Linked DNA regions of Homo sapiens: region 1 is linked to region 2. A link is a contact called in ENCODE Hi-C or POLR2A ChIA-PET data. All regions are on one chromosome and are shown on one strand. Each heading gives the region's core, a stretch centred on a gene start or an enhancer-like site at or near the end of the contact. The rest is flanking DNA. Distances are from core to core; before and after follow the strand shown.

Region 1 (2,961 bases), core at 100-2,599, 290 kb after region 2:
AATGAGGGTCTGTGAGTAAACACTATCCAAAGGAAGGTGATTCTTGCCCTTCTCTCTGGATCATGCAGATGTTGACTTTTAATTTAAAGCTTTACTTTAGATATTGTTGAAGTAGATGTGGCTTCTAACAGAAGAAAGTTCCAGCCTAACTGAAGATTGTCGTGAACGTGTAGGGATTGATTTTGTGTGACTGTCTCCTCGATCTGTCCAGGTTTCCCATGCTCAGCAGGAGTATCTGGAGAATCACATCCAAACCCAGTCGTCTGCCCTGGATCGTTTTAATGCCATGAACTCAGCCTTGGCATCAGATTCCATTGGCCTGCAGGTACTCATCTGCTTACTGCTATGACAGGGCAACCCAGCTTAATCAAGAGTGGGGACTGTGCCTTTGCAGAAAAATAAGTCACAGAACATCCTTAGCTCATGATTCAGAATTCTTTAAGCAGAACCACTGTGAAGACTGTGCCCAGAAGACAGTGTAGGAAACTGAAGGAAGCATTTCCAAGCTGAGACTCTAAGGCTTTGTTTTTGCTCTCTGAAAAGGAAATTTAGACCCCGAGTTTAGTGTGAGAGATGTTGCTTGCTTCACCAGATACCCGAGTGGTCCTCAGCATCAGTGCCTAACCCCACACGTCAGCCCTCTTCCTCCAGTCCCAGTGCCACAGGAAGTGCCACCTAATCACAGAATAACACAGACTTCACTAAGGACAATCTGTACTCCTTCATGGCAAGCAATATAAAAAAGGCCTGTAAACACTTTTTTATAATTAGAAATTATTTTGTATCAGAAAGAATCATGGATATTCCACGTCTTGTAGTAGCAGACAGGGAAACAGAAAGACCCGGTATCTTATATTTGTGAAAATGCATGTTGTTATCTCACTTTGAGGCATTGTTTTCTTGGTTGATTTGGTTTACAGGAGCTAACCCTTCAAGTGCTTCCCATTCTTACTCTTACAAGTCCCCTAACATGCAAATTAATTTGAAAATGTTCAAAGCAAAGCATTGTATGTATTTGAAATAGCTTCCCTTGGTCTTCATTTCCAAATGTATGAACAACAGTTTTTACCTCTCCTCCAAATTTATTTGGCTCTTATCTTTTTATCCTCCTCTCAAAAGTTCCAAAACCTATTTCAAATCCTTTCTGGTTCTATATAAGTAATTTTAGATAAATAAATTTTCATGTTGGGATTCTCCACTTCCCCTAATTCTCTGATAACAGTTGGTATGGCAGCAGTGACAACAGCAGGGCTCGGCCACTGTCCTGGAGTGGGTCTGGGTGGCCTCGTGTTTGGGGTCATCTGCGATGCCCATTTCTGGTGGGGCTTCTGAGTCCCACCCTTTTCCTGGCTCTCTTGAGTGTATGCCAGCTTTCCCCTGGCCTCAGGCCAAGCCCCACTGGGTCTGGTTTGCTCAGCAGCCTTTGTTTTCCCTTCCTCCTGTGGTCGGGGGGGCTTGCCAAGGCTCCCTTTCCTCCCCTTTCGGACGCTGTCTCATTCCCAGCCCACCAGCAAGGGCTTTATCTCACCTGAGTTCAGACTTAGTCGGTATTTGTACTACATCTCTGGTTTTTCTTCCCAGAAAGAAAAATATATTTGCCAGTATTTTCTGGCAATTCTTGTGCTTTGCCATCTGGCCAACACTCTGGCATTTACTGCAGAGGTCAGCTGTTTGAGCTGGGCCAGCTCTGACCCAGGCACCTTGACTGATTCCTAGTTATCATGCAGGCTCTTAGTCCTGGACAGCCAAAGGAGCCTTATAGCTAAAACCGCTGAGAGAAACAGAAAGAGAGAGACAAAGAGAGAGGGAGAGGGAGGGGGAGGGGGAGGGGGAGGGGAGGGGAAGGGGGAGGAGGAGGAGGAGGAGAAGGAGAAGGAGAAGCCATCTCACAGCAGGAAACTCAACCTGGTAGAGGAAGAGGGCTGATGCACGGTGTTAGGCACTGATGCTGAGGACCACTCGAGTACCTGGTGGACCGAGTCTGAAGAGAGCTGGCTTCTTCCTTATGCAAGACCCCAGCCTCTTCCACTGGCCCACTCTGTCCACTTTCATTATTATTGACAGGGAGACCAGACCCTTGGTTTGATTCCATAGAATGTCAGAGCTAGAAAGAACTGAGAGGATCTCAGTTTTATGAATAGACAAACTGAGGCCGACAGAGAGAAATGACATGAGCAAGATGCCTACCTAGTGACAGAGCCAGGATTAGAAAAATCCTGGTCTCTTGGACCAGAGTGTAGGTTTTTGTGTGGATACACGAGTAGAATCTGTGAAGCCAGTGGGGCTGGGGGAGTGGGTGGCTGGTCTAGGTGGTTTCTAAAGCCCCTTGAAGCTCAAATGTTCTGTGACTCCATGCTTCCAAATAGCTTCAGTATTTTCTTTAGTATCTAATCACCTCCTTCAGAAATTCTTTTTCTTGATTCAAGTAGGTTTAGGAGTGAAAGGCTTATATTGTCCAAAGTAGAGGCTGAGGAATTGAGGAAGCTTCAGAGACTGATCATCTAGACAAGAGCACAGAGGTGTTAGAAACAGTGCCCAACACCAGGGTTTTCACATCTTCTAATGTGAAATTGTAGATGACTGGGGACACAGTAGAAGATGACTTTCCAACGGCACAGATTCTGTGGAGGCCATTTATCTCTAAGGAGAGTTAACCAAGTAGAAACCAAAGCAGTAAATAGCACCACCATTTTTTTCTTTTTCTTTTTTATTATTTTTTTAGAGATGGGGTCTTGCTCTGTTGCGCAGGCTGGAGTGCAGCAGTGTGATATAGTTCACTGCAGCCTTGACCTCCTAGGCTCAAGTGATCCTCATGCCTCAGCCTCCTGGGTAGCTGGGGCTACAGGTACACACAACCATGTCTAGCTGGTTTTTAAATTTTTTTTGTAGTTGCCCAGGCTAGTCTTGAACTCCAGGCTCAGGTGCTCCTCCCACCTCAGCCTCCCAAAGTGCTGGGATTAC
Region 2 (3,071 bases), core at 110-2,609:
TCTCTGGTCTTCAGTTTCTTCATTTGCAAGAAGAGAGATCCCTTCCAAGGTCTATTTCTATATGGGATCTGTGAGTTACTCGGCATCGAGAAGATGTTTGGGAAGGCCTCCTGGAGGAGCAGCATGAACATGGACTTGGACTGTGGCCCTTCCCATATCGGGCTACAGGGAGGGAGGGCAAGACCCTGCACCAGGTACCTAGTCAACGGTCGCTGTCCTCTGCACTCCACAGTCCTAGGGGTACTCTTGCTGGGGTGGAAGTCGCGACCTCCTCTGAGGGTGAATGGGCAGGGCCCACGTCTGCACCTCTCTTAACAGCCCTTTTAGGCCAAGGGGGCTGCAAATGCCTGAGGCTGTTAGGTCTTCAGGGCCAGCCTTGGGCTTCTGTGGCTCAGGAGCAGGGAGAGGGCGGCCCCAGCCCTCCGGGCTCAGCTCTGGAGGGGCTGAAAGATGGGAGCCCTGAGCTGGCAGGACCTGGAAGATGGTGTCCTCTCCATAAAACAATTCCCAAAGCCTTTCTTTGTCTTCATTTCCTGATCATGAAAAATACGTTACAGAACAAATAGAACTATGTTTATACTTCCCAAATTATGAAGGTGATTTCACGTTTTTTGGTGGGTTTTTGGTGTGCGATGGAGTTTGTTTTTCTTCTGGGACATTTTGGGCCTCGCTGCAACATGAAGGTGGGATGTTGGGGGCACCGGAGGATTTACCCTCTCTAGGCTGTGCTGGTTACTATAGTGGAGGGTCTCAGAGAGCTCCAGGCTGGGGCAGGAGGAGGGTGATTATGGCTCTGAGAATAAGAGAACAGGTGAGCCAAGCCATGGAGAAAAACTGAAGTCCTCACCTGCCAGGAGAGAAGCCATGGTGGGCACCTGCTGATTGTGGCCTGAGGGGCCGCCCTCCACAGTTCCCGTGAGCCTTGTGTGGTCAGGCGTCCCCTGACCTTTCTAACTGAAACCAGGGGAAAGCTGTTCCCCGGCGGAGCAGCAGGCGTCCCTGTCAGAGCCACCGGCTTTCTCCCTGTGACTCACGGCTGCTTCCTCCTGGTCATCTGGTCCAGGGCAGGCCTAGAGGATGTGTGTTGACTGACCATGTTCCTGCTAAAAATATGGGTCCTGGAGTCAGAATTTCTTGCTGTGAAAAGCACTTCCTGCAGGCAGGGTGCCTCAGGAAGCAGGTCATAACATTGTTTTTCTGAGCCTTTCTCTTCTTGTGTGGGGTCTCTATATTCAGAGTCTATAAACATGAACAAATGTATGTACGGTGGCCAGGAAAGCGGGAAACAGGTGGCGGTGCTCACGGGGCAGCACTGGACTGGGGAATGCTTTCAGCAGCTCCCCCCGTGGGCGTGTCAGTGTGGACTCCCTCCAAGACACTCTGGCGCAAGGGCCATTGATTTTCTTTTTCTTTGTTTCTTTGTTTCTTTTTTCTTTTTTTTTTTTTGTAAGACAGAGTCTCACTCTGTCGCCCAGGCTGGAGTGCAGTGGTGCAATCTCAGCTCACTGCAATCTCTGCCTCCCAGGTTCAGAGATTCTCATGCCTCAGCCACCCAAGTAGTTGGGATTACAGGTGCATGCCACCATGCCCAGCTAATTTTTGTATTTTTAATACAGACAGGGTTTCACCATGTTGGCCAGGCTGGTCTCAAATGCCTGACTTCAAGTGATCCGCCCGCCTCGGCCTCCCGAAGTGCTGGGATTACAGGCGTGAGCCAACACACCTGGCCTTCTTTGGTTTTCTAGCTCCCATCTACTCAGCATGGGCGGAAATCCAATTTGTTGTGCTTCCTGGCTTCTGGGGTCCTGTGGACCTGACAGGGTCTTGCACCATTCAGAGAACTGGCTCTCCGGGCCTCAGGACGCCCTGAGCACTGCTCAGAGGTTCACTCTTCAGTCACTGTGGTCCCCGGGAGCAGTGCTGATGAGTTGAAGCTCAGCCTCTGGGTATTCATGCTCCACCCCCTGAGCAGCCTTGGACACCCTTCCCCCTCACTCCTCACCATTTGCTGAGACCACCACCCCTGCCCCCCTATCTATCCCAGCCTCTTCAACTAAAGCTGCCAATCTCACGCCCTGCTCCTCTGGGACCACCTCTCCCCACACCCCATGGGCCTGAAACATAAGAGTTCTTTACTTGGGGGGTTGGGGGTGGGTGAGAACACTCAGCCCTTCAGAAACACACAGCAGCCTCTTCTCCCCAGAATCAGGAGGGGAAGGGAGAAAGGGGAAGGAAGATGCTTGATATAGTTTGGATATTTGTCCTCGCCCAAATCTCAGGTTGCATTGTGATCCCCAGTGATGGAGGTGGGATCTGGTGGGAGGTGTTGGGATCATGGGAGCCGATCCCTCATGGCTTGGTGCTGTCCTCATCATAGTGAGTGAATTCTTGTGAGACCTGGTCATTGAAGAGTCTGTGGCACCCCCCACCACCAGCTGTCTCTCTTGTTCCTGCTTTTGCCATGTGGCGTGCCTGCTCCCCCTTCACCTTCTGCCATGATCATAAGCTTCCTGAGGCCTCCTCAGAAGATGAGCAGATGTTGGGGCCATGCTTCCTTACAGCCTGGAGAACTGTGAGCCAATTAAACCTCTTTTCTAGCCAGGCACGGTGGCTCATGCCCGTAATCCCAGCACTTTGGGAGGCCAAGGCAGGCGGATCCCCTGAGGTTGGGAGTTTGAGACCAGTCTGACCAACATGGAGAAACTCTGTCTCTACTAAAAATACGAAATTAGCCGGGCATGGTGGCCCATGCCTGTAATCCCAGCTACTCAGGAGGCTGAGGCAGGAGAATTGCTTGAACCTGGGAGGCAGAGGTTGCAGTGAGCCAAGATCTCACCATTGCACTCCAGCCTGGGCAATAAGAGTGAAACTCTGTCTCAAAACAAACCAAAAACAAAAGAACTTCTCTTTTCTTATAAATTACCCAGTCTCAGGTATTCCTTTATAGTAATGCAAGAACAGCCTCTTACGCTTCATTTGTCTCTGGGAATATAGAGTAAAACAGCAGCCAAATAACACTCCAAAACAAAACAAAACAAAACATCCCAGAAGACGAATTGTAGTTTAGTTTT

The links. Hi-C counts contacts between places; a loop is a spot of excess contacts on that map. ChIA-PET counts read pairs that join two places held with the same protein, here RNA polymerase II (POLR2A). Pooled maps may share reads with other maps.
Region 1: a loop to region 2 is called in a pooled map, with 2.5 times the contacts of the local background. The contact joins two enhancer-like sites. A Hi-C loop is called at or near these places in 2 of 168 maps with a recorded cell type or tissue (PC-9 and mammary epithelial cell) and 4 of 50 pooled maps. POLR2A ChIA-PET finds 5 or more read pairs at or near these places in 1 of 52 experiments (WTC11).

Annotation. Positions count from the first base shown.
Region 1 is chr15:57,625,568-57,628,528 of GRCh38, forward strand. It overlaps GCOM1 (GCOM1, MYZAP-POLR2M combined locus), which reads left to right. Exons shown (of 17, transcript NR_104371.3): 5 at 212-325. MYZAP (myocardial zonula adherens protein) reads left to right here. Exons shown (of 13, transcript NM_001018100.5): 5 at 212-325. Among named protein-coding and RNA genes, the nearest start is that of MYZAP, 35 kb to the left of the region's middle. Within about 2 kb of position 1,350, at least 6 of the 41 ENCODE cell types and tissues checked have a DNase peak (open chromatin) inside an H3K27ac peak, as active enhancers do.
Region 2 is chr15:57,337,003-57,340,073 of GRCh38, forward strand. No RefSeq gene overlaps it. Among named protein-coding and RNA genes, the nearest start is that of LINC01413, 19 kb to the left of the region's middle. Within about 2 kb of position 1,360, at least 11 of the 41 ENCODE cell types and tissues checked have a DNase peak (open chromatin) inside an H3K27ac peak, as active enhancers do.